2 separate regions of the Mus musculus genome follow, and region 2 is linked to region 1. Evidence: chromatin loops called from intact Hi-C (ENCODE). Cell type or tissue: heart. All regions are shown on one strand.

Region 1 (8,000 bases):
TAAAGCTCATGAAGCAACTCGGAACAATCCCATTCAGGTTTATAACCATTATCAAATGGAAGGAAAACCGAGGAGCCATGGTGCTGATTCACAGAAGAGAAAGAGCACTGGTATGGAGCTGTCTGGTGGTGCATTTGAGAAGTGTGGGGCCAGACAATTGCAGCTGTGCATCCTGGGAACCCGTACAGTGACAGAGTTAAGTCCCAGGGTGGTGAGTTGGCAGGTTCTTTTTTATATGGACCCCAAGAAGTTGCCTGAGGAAGAATCTGGGGAAACAGGTACTCAAAGTCTGCTCCCCTTGAGCTAAGTCAGCCAACAGAGCAAAGCTGCAAGGCTTAGGTAGGTCAGGGACCTTGGAGACCCTCAGCACAGAGGATAGCCCTTGTTTCTGCAGAAGAAACCCATGTCCCCAATCTTTGCTCCCAGGTGTGGGACTTCCCTGCTGGAAGGCTGGGCCTGAGATATGTTAGGGTGAAACCTAAATGCGTCATGTTGGGAAGATTCAGGCCTTCTGCCATGACTGCTCTTCAGGAGGAGACAAGGTAGCAGGGCCCAGGTACCAAATCCACAAGGCTGGTTACTGCTGGTGATACTGAAGGTCTCTGTTTGACCAGAAGAAATGTGACCTCATTTGCCTCACATTGACCCTGAAAAACAAGACAAAACTTCAGGGGCAGAAGAGATGGCTCAACAGCTAAGAGCACTGGCTACTCTTCAGAGGACCGAGGTTCAGTTCCCAGCTGAACCCACATGGCAGCTCACGATCATCTGTAACTCCAGCTCCAGGGGATCTGACCCATTCTTTTAGGCACTGGGCATGTGAATGGTACACATATATACACACAGGCAGAACACTCATATACATAAAGTAAAACATAATTCTTAAAAACAAAACAACTTCATAGATAAATAGTGGACACTGTAACATTAGTGTGTAAAAGAAAAAAAAAATCTCCAGTGACTTGTGACAACCTCATCTCTTGGGATGGGCTTTGGCTAATTTAGTTTTCTTCCTTTTGCGTCTCTGTAACTCCTGATTTTTCTACCAAAATTATATAATGCTTATAAAGTTTGTTTTTTAATAATAATAGTAATAATAATAATAACATGAAGAGCCAGGTGGTGGTGGCGCACGCCTTTAATCCCAGCACTTAGGAGGCAGAGGCAGGAGGCTCTCTGAGTTCAAGGCCAGCCTGGTCTACAGAGTGAGTTCCAGGACAGCCAGGGCCACACAGAGAAACCCTATCTTGGGGGGAATAAAAGGAAAGAGAAGAGAGGACTAAACGTTAGTGGTTCTCAACTTTCCTAATGCTGTGACCCTTTAATGCAGTTCCTCATGTTCTGGTGATCCCTAACCATAAAATTATTTTGTCTATACCACATAACTGTAATTTTGCTACTGCTATGAATTGTAGTATACATATCTGATATACAGGATATCTTATATTTGACCCCTAGGTTGAAAACCACTGGGCTAACTAACACAAGGGAACCCTAGTAGGAGGGGCTAGAGACTGTTCAGGAGAGGACAGAAAGACAGAGCAGAGTGACTGTCAGGGCAGAATCTGAGATCCTGGGGTAGGACTGTGGTGAGAGGACTAAGCAGAGCTGAGAGTAGTAGGAGGAGATGGAGCACCTGCAGGCAGAGAGAAGGCAGGGACCTGGAGGACCCATAAGCACCTTGGCTGGCACGTGGTCCTTAGGTGGAATCGGAGGGAACATCCCCACCAGAAGGTGTAGAGAAGAGAAGAGATGATACAAAATGAGTTTCACCCCACCCAAGTTCTCAAAAGCAGCAGCATCGTAAACAAGTTCCTTGGCCTCTTTGTGCCTCAGTTTCCCTGATTTTAAATTGAAACTTGCCTTAAGTTCCAAATAAAAAAAACTTTATCTTTTCTTAATTGGTGAGCAACCCTTTCACTAAATAGGGATTACCAATATTGTTCCAAATTCCAGGAGTTAGAGTTCCTTTTCTCTGTGTGTGGTGGTTGATGGCTTGGGAAACCATCAATTAGAAGCCAGAATCAAGCATGGGGGCATATGCCTGTAGTCTAGCATTCAGACTGAGGCAGGAGGATTGGACATTTGAGGGCATCCTGGGCTACAGAGTGAGATCCTACATCCACAAGACAAAACAAAAGACAGAGAAGGGTTAAAGGCATTTCTGATTGTATGGCAGTGCCTTAGGGATGGGGAAGGAAGGTGGATTCAAACCCAGGAAATGGACAAAGTGTGTTCACTTGGACATTGAGCCAGAATAGCTAAGATGAACAACCCTGAGACAGGCTTGTCTAAAGACCCTTCCGTGACCCAGCAGAGTGAAAGGCCACTTTTCAGGGAGCGTCAAGGAAGATGAATGCAGAGGTAGTATTTTTAGAATACATTGTCTTCCAAATTCTAGAAACAGTTAACCTAGATTTAAAAGAAAAAAATGTTTTCAGAGACATTCTTCCAGCTCTGCGCTGCTGGAGGGTTTCAATCTAAAAATAGAAAGAGTGTTTTCTTTGTCTGATAATTAAATTTCTTGTTGTTTCACCCAGAGGTGAAGAAGGACCGTCTATTTTGGGCCACTAGAATTGACATGGCGTCATCTCTGAGGTGCTTGCAAGGGCATTGTGGGAGGCATGTGTGATTCTAGATTCTAGACTAAGAGCTGAGACTAAGGTACAAAAACAATACCCCTGCCCCCCGCCGTGCACGTGTGTGTGTGTGTGTGTGTGTGTGTGTGTGTGCTATATGTATGTGTTCAGTTTTGCATGTGTGTGTCCACATGCCCAGGCCAGAGGTGAATGTTGAATGTTATCTTCAGTTGTTCTCCTTTGCCTAATTGTTTGAGACAGGTTCTCTCATTAAACCTGGAGGTCACCAATTGTATGGGCTGGCTGGCCACCAAGCTCCAGAGACCCTCTTGTCTCTATTCCTACTCCATCCCCACAGTGGGAGCATTATAAGTACCCACTGCCTATCCAGATTTTACATGGGTGAGGGGAATCTGAACCCAGGTTCTCGTGGCTTGCTTAGCGGATGCTTTGCCAACTGAACCATTTCTCTGACACCCATATTGAGCTTTTACTGTGGAGAAGCACTCACTGTCCCCATTTTACAGATGAAAAGGGCAAGACCATCAGACGTGTGGACAGTTGATCCAATTGTTGACTCTACAATCCACAGATGATCACTGAGTCAGATTAGGTACAAATTTGCTATAGAAAACTTCATGGAACATGCAATAATTTTAGTTTAAATAAGCCAATATTGTCACCAGTTCATATAGACTAATGAAGAATTATGTAAGTTCCTGCCTTCTTCCTTCTCCCCAATCTGATTCTGTAGGTTCAGGGCACTGAGGTGTTATTTTTATCTACAGGAACATGAAGAATAAAGTTGCTTCATAAAAGGTTGGCTTTCATATCAGCCGGAGGCGAAGGACGCTTGATTCAGTGTAATTAAGATAAAAATAAAACCCTCCGAGTGGTTTTACTAAAGAAAGAACTGGAGGCCTGCTGATAATAATTAGTATTGAGTTCAGCTTTCAGAAAAGCCATAGGTACCTCAAGGGTGCTGGGAGGGCTGGATGGTAATTGCTCAGTTCTGGGCTCCTAGGTCGCCCATTCCAGGGCTGCCCTGAATGGCTTGCCTTAGAGGAAAAAAATCATACGCTACCTATGGTCAAGCTCTGCCGTGTTTTCATGGCAGAGAGAGGTGTTATTACTGTTATTATAGTTCCGGGCCCTTTGTGTATATCTTATCTTACCATTTAGTCTTTAAAAAGCTATCTTCAGAAGACATTCAAGTCACCGCACAGCTGGGGAAACTGAGGGCCCAAGGAATGAAATGAATTGCCCAAGACCAGAGCTCGCGTTAGCACAACTTAAAATGGATCCTCCAAACATTTCCCTTTTGTTTATTCTAGGAATCGTTGGGCCTACACAGCAGAGAGTAGTATAATAGAGTCGCACATGCGGGCCACCTGCCCTGATGAACTGTGTCATAGCTGACTGTTTTTCTCCACTCAGTTCCATAGCCACACACTTGATTGTTTTCTCTGTCTTAAAGGAAGTTCTAGATGCCCTATCGTTCATTCCACAAATAACCCCCAGGTACTCAAATGCGATACAGACACGTTTTTCTTGGAAGCTTCTTCCAAAGAAGGCCGTCACTTGCAGGTTTTTACCAGAGGGGTCCTCCCACCAGCAGGAGTCTGGGTTGCCCTTTGCGCATGCCTGTGGGTCCTATGGTGGTGTGTGTCACTGTGTGGGGCTCTCTGGTACCTCTCAAGGTCCTCCAAGGCAGGTTCTGTGCCATCCCTCCCTCGCAGTGTGCAGCCCTGTGATTATAAGTGGGGGACAAACGGACCCCAGGGACTTCGCAGCTTCTTAAACATTGAGAGTTTCTTGCTTTCAAGGACTAAGTAAAAGACAAGTAAGTCGGGGCTGGAGAGATGGCTTAGCAGTTAAGAGCACTGTCTGATGTTCCAAAGGTCCTGAGTTCAAATCCCAGCAACCACATGGTGGCTCACAACCATCTGTAATGAGATCTGATGCCCTCTTCTGGTGTGTCTGAAGACAGCTTCAGTGTGCTTATTTATAATAATAAATAAAATCTTTAAAAAAAAAAAAAAAAAAGACAAGTAAGTCTCTCGGGGACCAGGTCAGGAAGGCAAGGCTCCTTTCCAGCCTCAGGATGCTGCCTTTTTCCTGGAGAGCACAGGAGGTCACTGTGTGTTGCAAAAATAAGCTGACGGTATAAAATGAGGCTGGACTCAGGTAGCGGTTTGCACATTTGAGAGTTCGAATCAAGCCGCAGTTCTGGTAGGATCTGGCTGCTTCTGGGGCAAAAGAAACTGTCTTCATGGAGTAAATTCTGGGAAGCGAGGAAATTACTCTTCTCCCGAGTCAGATTCTCCTGATTCAGGCCAGTGGGGAGCTTCAGTAGGTTAGAGAACATGCCACCCCTGCCTAGCATGACCCCACAAGTTGTCCTCTGACCGCCACAGGTGAATTTTCTGTCTGTGGCATTGAACTTCTGGAGACAGTTAGCTCTATGGTAGAGTGTGTACCAAGCAGACACAAGGCCCTGGCAGTACTGAGTCTGAGATTCTGATCCTTAGCACCTTGGAAAGGAGTCTTCATGAGTGTGCAGGGGACTTGGGTGTACCACCAGAAAGCCCGGGTTATAGCCTGCTCCCCACCTGCTGCTCCATTTCTGGTTTACTGTATGACGTTCAGTGGGTCTGAGCCACAAGTTTGTTTACCTGTCCATTCAGTAACTTCTGAGTACCTATTACCTGCTGGGTATTAGGCATTAGTGAGGTGGTGCCCATGTAAGTAATGCATAAATCAATTTTGTGATACTTATCCGGTATTCTCCTTGTTGAAATGAAGGCTTTGGAGGGAGGGAACCTCAGGGAGCCACCTGCCATTGTGAGTGATTCTTGGCTTTTAGAGCTTTGACAGGGAAGAGAAGGGGCAAGGTACAAGGCCCTGAAACACTATGACGGTTCAAGCCAAGACTGGAGATTGCATGGGGAAGAGACTGAGAAGTTTGTACAGGAGCAAGCCTTACTGCACGCCTCCAGCAGATAACTCCCTGTCATATAGGAATCAGTTCAAAAGCAGCCGTAGCGTGTGCACTCGCACCTGTGTTCTAAGTGCACTGATACACAGATACAGACAGATACAGACAGATACAGACAGATACAGACAGATACAGACAGACAGACAGACAGACAGACAGACAGACACACACACACACACACACACACACACACACACACACACACGTCCATCGGGGCTGCACCCTGAATAAACAACGCAGCTTCTCCCATCATTTTCATCTGCTCGAATGATTAACCCTTTCAGCCCCACTTCCAGCATCTACACAGACCATATCTGGTGTTTTAATTCGATCCGTTTCCTCCACCCTGTTTTATTGACTTCCTTCCAATTGTTTCTATATTGTGCTGTTCATTAGAGGTATGGAGTTGAGGTGTTTTTTTTTTTTAAAGATTTATTTATTTTGTTTTGGGTTTTTGTTTTTTGTTTTGTTTTTTTTTTTTTTTTTTTTTGGTTTTTTCGAGACAGGGTTTCTCTGTATAGCCCTGGCTGTCCTGGAACTCACTCTGTAGACCAGGCTGGCCTCGAACTCAGAAATCTGCCTGCCTCTGCCTCCCGAGTGCTGGGATTAAAGGCGTGTGCCACCACGCCCGGCTAGATTTATTTATTTTATGTATATGAGTACACACTGTAGTTGTACAGATGGTTGTGAGCCTTCATGTGATTGTTGGGAATTGAACTTAGGACCTCTGCTTGCTCTGGCCAACCCCACTTGCTCCGGCCCAAAGATTTATTTATTATTATAAGTTCACTGTAGCTGTCTTCAAATGCACCAGAAGAGGGTATCAGATCTCATTATGGGTGGTTGTGAGCCACCATGTGGTTGCTGGGATTTGAACTCAGTACCTTTGAAAGAGCAGTCGGTGCTCTTACCCACTGAACCATCTCACCAGCCCCCTGGAGTTGAGTTTAAAAAAAAAAATAAAATAAAAATTAAATGAGAAACACAGACAAAGCTCCCAGGTTTGTAACCAAAAAGGAATGGTTAGGGACCCACGTGGGGGATCCCAGGGTTGTTGCCTAGATTATGTGTTGTCCTGGTAGCTGTTAAATATTATTACATATTGGATGGATTATGGTTCCTGGAAAGGCGGGGGTTCTCTCTTCGGTAGTGCAAGTGTCAGACCTGAGACCACTGGGGTTAACAGAGAGCCTCAGAGCCATGGAGAGAAAGCAATGGTGTTTTTATTCAGCTCCACAGTGGAGGTGTGGGGCAGCCACCACACAGAAAGCATCTTTCCAGGTACTGGGAAGCAGCTGATGATGCCCAAGATAGTCTTTGTCATGAGTTAACTTCAGTACTGTGTGATTCCTCTTGATGTCTTCACTGATACCACTGAGTCAATCAACAAACCTACTCTTGTAAGGAACTGCCCTTTGATGTTCCAGGCCATGAGGGGCCATGAAAAGGGACATGTTCTGTGGTAGCTGTTCAAGAAGGCTGAAGGAAGGCTTAGCCCTGACGGCTGGTAAATGAACTAGGAAGTCAGGAAGAGCTCCCAGGAAGTTCATCTGATAATGAAGTAACATTTTATATTAAAATGTATGTTCTTTCTCATGGTGAACAACAACAATAGAAAGGGGGGCGGGGTGGGGGAAGAGAGCAAAACAAAGAAATGCAAGCTACAGCTCTGTTCATCTGTAGTGGTGTCTTCTGTGGTGATGTTTGACACAGGGCTCACCTCAGGAATCGGCTCTGGTGTGATCAGAGTTCTGCTTTTTGTTGCTGAAAAATCCAAGCGTGTGCACTCTCCTGATTCAGCTGGAGAAGCAGAGGGCAGTGTGATCCATTTGTCTTCTATGACAGTGTAACTACAAACTTAGTTTCAATCTAGCACACTTGTGTCATGATGCAGCTTCGATGGATGAGGGCCTGACATGGCTTGACTGCGTTCTTCACCTCAGGGTCTCACAAGGTGGGACTGAAGTTACTGTGTAGGATTGTGAGCTCATCCAAGGTTCGGCTGGGTAAAGACTGTTTCCAAACAGTTCCTTATGACTGTAAGGTGTTAGCTTCTTCTTGGTTGTCAGCTAGAGACCGCCTTCAGCTCCTTTCCTTGTGGACTGCTGCACCAGACTCTTGTAATTTTTTTTTAAGATTTATTTATTTTATCTATATGAATATATTTAGCTGTCTTCAGACACACCAGAAGAGGGCATTGGATCCCATTAAAGATGGTTGTGAGCCACCATGTGGTTGCTAGGAATTGAACTCAGGACCTCTGGAAGAGCAGGCAGTGCCCTTAACCACTGAGCCATCTCTCCAGCCCCCAACCTCTTATATTTTTAATGCCAATGAAGGAGAAAGTTCTCTCAGAGTATGCATCACCCACCTTATCTGAGCTAATCAAATGTGTCCTACCTTACACATCCTATCACCCATCT
Region 2 (8,000 bases), 120 kb after region 1:
TGTTACAGAACATACATTTCTGTTTTCTCAAGCATTCTGCTCTGATTTCTTTTACCATGTATACTTAGTGTACACCATTTATTCACTTGTGTGTACTTAGTGTATGTGTGTGTGAGGCATGCACGTAAGTACACAGGTACTGCCACACTTGAGTGGAGGTCTGAAGACAACCTGAGTATTTAGTTCTCTCCTTTCACTGTATGAGTTTTGAGGACGGAACTCAGGTCATCCGGCTTGGCATTAGCAGCAAGCACCTCTCCCCATTTTAGCCATCTTGCCACCCCTCGCCCCTTCACTCACCTTTATCTATGCCCTATACAAAGCTTAGTCAGAGCTGTGACAGAAAAGAAGCATTGCATCTCACTGCGGACACAAGTGACTGACGGTGAACTTGAAGCTAACAGGGGTAGTGGTGCACACCTGTAACTCCAGCCCTTAAGACGCAGAGACAGGAGGATCTCCTGAAGTTCAAGGTCAGCTTACTCTGTATAGCAAGTTCCAGGCCAGCTGGGACTGCATAGTGTGATCATATCTTGAAACAACAAGGAAAAGGAAGGGCGAAGGGAAGTTTCATTTTTAAGTTACGCTGGAATTTTAGTCTGCTTGTTCACTGAAATGGTTTTATTTCTCTGACAGAGTAGGGCTCTTGTTTTGTCTATAGAAAGACGGGACAGGTTAAAGATCTTAGCAAGCATTTCCAACAGCATGTTAGTCCGGTAAGGTTAATGACGAGTTTTGTCTTTATGTGTCTGCCATATCCTTTAACACACTGTCCACTCCTAGATTTGGCACAGCGTTCACATAGATGGTAAGTCCAGTTTTGTTTTTCTCAAGGGAAAAAATATCAAGTTTTCTGTCTGCAATCCCAGCACCGTAGAGGTTGAAGCAAGAGAATTGTTTTAATTTGATGGCTAGCCTGGGCTAGATAGTACCAGGTCAGTCAGCTACATAGTTAAATATCACACACACACACAAAATGAAAAAGAAAGGAAGGAAGGAGCCGGGCGTGGTGACGCACGCTTTTAATCCCAGCACTCGGGAGGCAGAGGCAGGTGGATTTCTGAGTTCGAGGCCAGCCTGGTCTACAGATCGAGTTCCAGGACAGCCAGGGCTACACAGAGAAACCCTGTCTCGAAAAACAAACAAAAAAAGAAAAAAAGAAAGAAGGAAGGAAGGGAGTGAGGAAGGGGAGGAAGGAAGAAAGGAAGGGAGAAAGTGAAAGAAAAAGAAAACCCGTCTGCTTTGTTCTCTGGTCTCCCTTTGCCCATGCTTCAGAGACATTTTGGACAGTCTCCACATTTTGTTTCTAGAGTGGCATTGGCTTGTTGACTCTAGGCGCTGTATCTTTGCTAGAAGGTTAGTTGTTGGTGCTGACATTTTGAGAGTTAGTACAAGTGGCGGCAGGCTACATGGGCTTCAGTCTGCTCTGAGGCTGTTATAGTACATGCAACTAGATGTAATCCTTGTAGTCAAGACACAATGAAAACAGCCGGGGCTGGCAATCTTGTGCAGAATTAGAGTGTGGTTTCAGTTTCTGGCTTGTGGTCACTGCCACTGACTGCTTTAGTTTCCATTGCCAGAAGTCTCCAGCTGCTAAGAATGCAAACTTCGTGGTTGTTACAGGATGCTACAGCCCATCTCGGTGAGCAGCCTGTTCAACTTTATGTTCTCTATGCACCCATTTTTTTTTTTTTTTTTACTTCCCCAAATCTAGAGCACCACCTGGTTCTAGAGAATGGACATGCAGAATTGGAAGACAGTTCCCCAAACCCAGAGCTGTCTATAGGGATCTTAACGTCATCAGGATCAGAAGCCCCACATGAGCAAGGCCACCTTGAGAAGAGGTCACTACCCCTCAAGTCTGTGTAGGCAGACAGTTTTAACAATGTCACTGCTCCTTACATCACACCTTTTTTCTTCAGGAATGTTGGTGGTTCTCCCAGTCAGCAACAGGCCTACCTAGACAGAGCGGTTTATCAAGGGGTAGCCTAGTTTCCTTTGTTGCTGTGATAAATACCATGACCGAAAGCAACTTGGAGAGGAAAGGGTTTATTTCTACTTACAGTTTCAGGTTACAGTCCCATCAAGGAAAGTCAAGGCAGGAACTGAAACAAACCATGGAAGAATGATCTTTACTGGTCCACTCACTGATTTATGCTCAGCCAGCTTTTTCTTTTTCTTTTTAATGTATCTCCCTGCCAAAGGGAATGGTGCCACCCATAGTGGGCTTGGGTCTCCCTGCCCCCCACTAATTATCAGTGAACACAATTTACCATAAACATGGCCACAGGTCAATCTGATCAAAGCTGTTCTTCAATTAAGGTTCCCTTTTCCCATGTGATTCTACATTGTAAAGTTGTTGCATGAGACCCTGTCATAACATACATACATGGTGGGGGGAATATTTGAGATACAGAATGTGATGGGGAAGGGGACCCAAAAGGGTAACAGTATGAATATGACCAAAGTACATTATATTCATGTATGAATACAAGGGAGCAGGGAAGATATTCCATTGGTAAAGTACCTGTCTTGCAAGCATGGAGACTTAATGTGATCCTCAGAATACACTACACTTGCAAGGTGACATGGCATGATCTTGTAGTTCCAGACTGGGAAGATGGAGGAGATAGGGGGATCCTTGGAGCCCACCTAATTGGTTAATCAGAGACTGTGTCAGGGAAGGTGGAGAGTGTGCCCGGGGATGACACCCAGGGTTGTTCTCTGGCCTCCACTTGCACACACACACACACACACACACACACGTATACACATACACCTGTATTTGAAGAAATGTCACAATGAGGGACAGGGAGAGTTGGCTCGGTCTTAAAGGGCTTGCCGTACAAGCATCAGGACTTGAGTTCAGATCCGCAGCATCCATGGAAAATCCTAGCACTCGGGAGGTGAGCATGTGAGAGCATGTGTCTGTACCTCAGCACCTGGGGAGGGGGTTTGCAAATGAGCGGACCCCAAGGGCTCACTTGCCAGCCAGTCTAGCCGACATGTGGAAGTTTAGACCAAATGAGAGGTCCTGCTTTGAAAGTTCAGGTGGCGAACAGCAGAGGAAGGCAGCCAACCTGATGTCACCCTCTGGACTTCTCATGGGCCAGCACATTGGCATACACACAAAATTCTTGCCACAGAGGAACCCATTGCTTAGTACATGCTAAAAGAAAAAGCAAAGGTGAACCCTTGGGCGGGAGCCTCTTTAGTTTTGATATATGTGTACATACTTTTAGGAGCCTTCTCAATAAAGAGAATCAGGAATTTTGTTGTTGTTGTTGTTGTTCATCGGGTTGCGCTAGGGAGTGTGTGTGTGTGTGTGTGTGTGTGTATTTCCTTTGGAGAAAGGGTCTCACTGTGTTTTCCACACTCATCTCGAACTTGCTGTAGAGAATAGACTGATCTTGAGCTTGGAGCAACTCTCCTGGCTCTGACTACATTACAGCACTATAGTGAGCAGCACACCTAGCCTTCATATATGCACTTTTAAATTGGGTTTTTCTGCATGTATTAACACTGGGATCAAACAGTAGGTGAGTACTCACATCACTGAGCTACATCCTCAACTTCTATTTTTATTTTATTTATTTATTTATTTATTTATTTATTTATTTATTTTGGTTTTTCAAGACAGGATTTCTCTGTATAGTCCTGGCTGTCCTGGAACTCACTCTGTAGACCAGGCTGGCCTTGAACTCAGAAACCCGCTTATCTCTGCCTCCCAAGTGCTGGGATTAAAGGCGTGCGCCACCATGTTGGGTTCAAAGTATGAATGGCTTCAAAACAATTCTGAGATATTTGTTTGCTTCCTGTCGTTGTGGATGAGCAGTTTTTTAAGGTAAAAGAAAATCTTTCAAAAACAGAAGCAAAATACCTTCTGGACCAGATAAAGCTAAGGAAGTCACCATCCAGAGACCTCTAGGGTAAGAAACCTGGTAGAGGGGCTGGAGAGATGGCTCAGTGCTTAAGAGCATGAACTGCTCTTCCAAAGGTCCTGAGTTCGAATCCCAGCAACCACATGATAGTTCACAACCATCTGTAATGGGATCTGATACCCTTTTCTGGTGTGTCTGAAGACAGCTACAGTGTACTCATATACATAAAATTAATTCTTTTTTTTTAAAAAAAACCTGGATCTGAGAATTCTGGGAGACTAAAAAGTATCTACTTGTGTGAGGTTTGCATTGTTATGACAAAATGCCAGAGAGGAACAATTTAAGAAGAAATTTGACTCATGGCTTTCAGTCTTGGTCATTTACCCCCATTCTTTGGTACCTGAGACAAGCTTGGCAGGCCATCACAGTGCAAGTAAACAGGAAAGTGGCGCTGCACATCTTGTGGCAGCCAGAAAAGGGAGACAGGAAGAACCAAGGAACACAATACAGCCTTCAAAGGCGGCCACTCCCAGTGACCTGCTGGTGTCCCCAGGCCCTGACAGCAGATAGATAGACTCCACATCTGTAGAGACTGAATTTGTGATATAGGTGCCAAAGGGAAGACTTCGGAGGAAGACAAGTAAGAGGGTATGAAACTGCCATTACTCTGTGACTAACTTACCTAAAAGGTTCAGAATCTAAGCCAGGGGTAGTAGCAGAAGCCTGGGATCATGAAACACTTGGGAGGTGAAAGTAGGAGAACTGTGAGTTCAAGGCCAACCTGAACTATATTTCAAGTACCAGGTAAGCGAAGGCTACATAGACCTGCCTCGAGAGGTTGGCGAGGTAGCTCAGCGGAAAAGAGCATTAGCTGCTCTTTCGAGGACCCAGACTCTATTCCAGCGCCCACATGGTAGCTAATGAACGTCTAGAGCTCCAGGTCGAGGGGATCAGATTCTCCTTTCTGGCCTTGTCCAGGCACACACCTGGTATGTAGACATATGCAGTAAAACATCTATATGCAGATTTTTTTTTTTTTTAATTTTTAAAGAAAAGGAACCTGTCTCAAGAAAAACAAAGCATTCATCACCGGAGAGAGCAAGCTAAGAGCACTTGCTGAGTTTGCTGTGCGATCATGAGGAGTCAGGTTCAGAGCCAGTGCCACATAATAAGTCAGGAGCTTATAACTCCAGCTCACAACAATCCGGTATCCCCTTATGGCCTCTGTGCACTCATAGGAGCACGCACCTGCACATATCCACACAGACACATGCATACACATATTTTCTTTTCAAATTCTGAATCTTATGAACCCATTCATGAGATTAGACCCTTGCCTCATCGAACGTCCCAAAACCTCATCTCTGAACAGTACTGCACTGTAAACTAAATCTTTTACCTGAGAGCTCATGAAAGATGTGCAAGATCCAAGCATACCAGCACAGTGTGGAGAGACAACCTGGAGATGTCCCTCATAGACTCAGAAGAACAGTGACCAGAGCACTGATGTCAAGACGCACGCACGGAACTCTGAAGACCATCTATCTATCCAAGACAATGAGGAAGAGCTCATGGTTTTGGGAATCATGTCTGTCCTCACAAACCAACCTAGGAAAATACCATAGTCTAGAGATCACTGTGAATTATTCAGAAGACTCTGGCTTCAGGAGTAGAGAAATAATTAGCCTTAAACACTATGATACTGCTGGACAGGTCTTAAAGACCAAAAAGACTTTAACTGTTTCCAAGTTACTGCACCCCAAAGGAAGGCCTAGGAATATAAAAATACAAAAGTACCCAGCATCTCTCATTAAAGTCCACAATGTTGATGATTCAACGATTCCAAGGCACAGACAGAAAAAAAAAATACAAAGACAAACTCACTGGCAGATAAGGGCATTAAACCTGCGGTTGCCGGTGGACTGGCAAGAAAGCAGCTGATAAGAAGCACTTGCAGCACCAGCCCTGTGGCCTGAGCCAGAACCTGTGATGGAAAGACAAAGCCAACCCCCATACCTCATGCCCACAGTAAATACAAACAAACAAACAACAAAACTCAAAAAAAACCAAAGGACTAGCTATTCCACATTTTTAATATTGAAACATAATATCAAAAAGATTTCACGAGGCAGTAGTTGCACACGCCTTTAATCCCAGCACTAAGGAGGCAGAGGCAGGTGGATTTCTAAAATTGGAAGCCAGCCTGGTCTACAGAGTGAGTTCCAGAATAGCCAGGCCTACACAGAGGAACCCTGTCTCAAAGAGAAGAGGAGGGAAGGAGAGGAAGGGAGAGAGAAAGAGAGATTTCTACAAATGAAAACTACCATGAATGAGGTAGAAAGTGCAGTATATGGGTTAAGAGGAGACAAGATGTTGCAGAAGAAAATGTTAGTAGAAAAGGCAACAAAATATCCAAATACAGAAGACCCCGGTTTTTGTTTGTTTGTTTTTTTGTTTTTTTTTTTTAATGATTTATTTATTTATTATATGTAAAGTACACTGTAGCTGTCTTCAGACGCACCAGAAGAGGGCATCGGATCTCATTACGGGTGGTTGTGAGCCACCATGTGGTTGCTGGGATTTGAACTTCAGTCCTTCGGAAGAGCAGTCAGGTGCTCTTACCCACTGAGCCATCTCACCAGCCCTGTTTGTTTTTTAATGAAAAGAGCTGGGGCAACTTTAAGCACCCTAGTTTACATGTAGAAAGAATCTCTAATGAAATAAGGAGGGCATAAAAATAGAAAAGAAAAAAGTGAAATAATGAATAACTCCAATTCGAAACTTGAAATTCTAAACCACAGATCCAAAGCAGCTCAGTAAACTACATGTACAGAAACATATAAAAAATGCATCAAAGTAGCCGGGTGTGGTGGCGCACGCCTTTAATCCCAGCACTTGGGAGGCAGAGGCAGGCGGATTTCTGAGTTCGAGGCCAGCCTGGTCTACAGTGTGAGTTCCAGGACAGCCAGGGCTACACAGAAAAACCCTGTCTTAAAAAACCAAAAAAAAAAAAAAAAAAAAAAAAAAAAAAAAAGCATCAAAGTGGGCTAGAGAGATCCGCAAGCAATTAAAAGCACTGGACACTTGTGGAAGACCAGGGCTGGGTTCCATAACCCACATGGCAGCTCAAAACCATCCATTACTCCAGCTCCAGGGGATCTGATGCCCCTTTCTGACCTTGGCAGGCACCAGGCATGCATGTGGTGCACATATAGACAAACCACACACGTAATACAAATATAAAAAATAAAAAATGGACAAGTTATCTGTACAGATACTTAACCAAAGAAGATACACGCCTGGCAGATAAGCAATGAAAAGATGTTCACCTATCCTAAACCTAAAACCAAAAGACCCAGCCACAGCTCACAAGCATAGGAAAAGATGCTCAGTGTCACAGACTCCTTGTGTAATGCAAATTAAGCCATCATACTACTATCCCTTAGGATGGCTGGTGTTTAAACACATGCACACGCACGCACACCTCGTGGTGGGGGAGAACAACGAGTTAGTGTTACACAGGCTATAGAGAAATTGTAAAGTCTGTGGGTTGTTACTAGCAACGTAAAATGATATGGTCAGGGTGAGAATATACAGAAGTTGTCTGCATTCTTGCACAGCTGTGGGGACTCACCTGACTGGGTGGCAAGAGAATGAAGACAAAACACACATACAGCAGCGAAGCTGTCATCAGGTTGACTGTGTCCTCTGCTGGTAAAACTGCACCCCGGAAGCCCGGTGCACCTATTATATACAGTTGAACAGCGGGGAAGTGGCGTTATCACACACAAATGAACAAGGAAGCAGGGTTTATAGATACAGCCAAACAAGAAGAGAGCTAGCTCATCTCAAGGAGCAGTCGGTCCCTGTCAGGGAGCAGTCTTTATCTGTAAATATGTGGGGTGAAAGCTATGATGAACATTTTCTGCACACACTACCAACATCCACATGTGGTCCAACGCAAAGCTTCTGCACCCCCTCTGAGCACCCCCACCCCCAGTGAAGGCTTTGCCATTTTTCCATGGTCTGAGGTTAGAGTTCTTGACATGATGTAACCATACCAACAGCACACCTTCACCCAGGACTTCACAAACCCTCAGGCCTTTCTGTGTTCCACCA

The links. Hi-C counts contacts between places; a loop is a spot of excess contacts. Peaks named below come from ENCODE experiments on the same cell type or tissue, not always from the same donor. Only the 100,000 strongest peaks of a DNase experiment are listed, where the experiment ranks them.
Region 2: a loop joins it to region 1, with 2.2 times the contacts of the local background. A loop is called at or near these places in 3 of 42 quality-filtered maps.

Annotation. Positions count from the first base shown.
Region 1 is chr14:27,286,825-27,294,824 of GRCm38, forward strand. It overlaps a transcript of Arhgef3 not described here. Among named protein-coding and RNA genes, the nearest start is that of Gm34754, 8.0 kb to the left of the region's middle. In heart, a CTCF peak has its summit at 4,672; no DNase peak of the experiment used is centred here; H3K27ac peaks cover 421 bases.
Region 2 is chr14:27,404,058-27,412,057 of GRCm38, forward strand. Gm52095 (a long non-coding RNA gene) reads right to left here. Exons shown (of 4, transcript XR_003951011.1): 3 at 7,516-7,625; 4 at 1,825-2,105. Among named protein-coding and RNA genes, the nearest start is that of Gm34702, 7.8 kb to the left of the region's middle. In heart, no CTCF peak of the experiment used is centred here; DNase peaks (open chromatin) are centred at 1,514 and 4,354.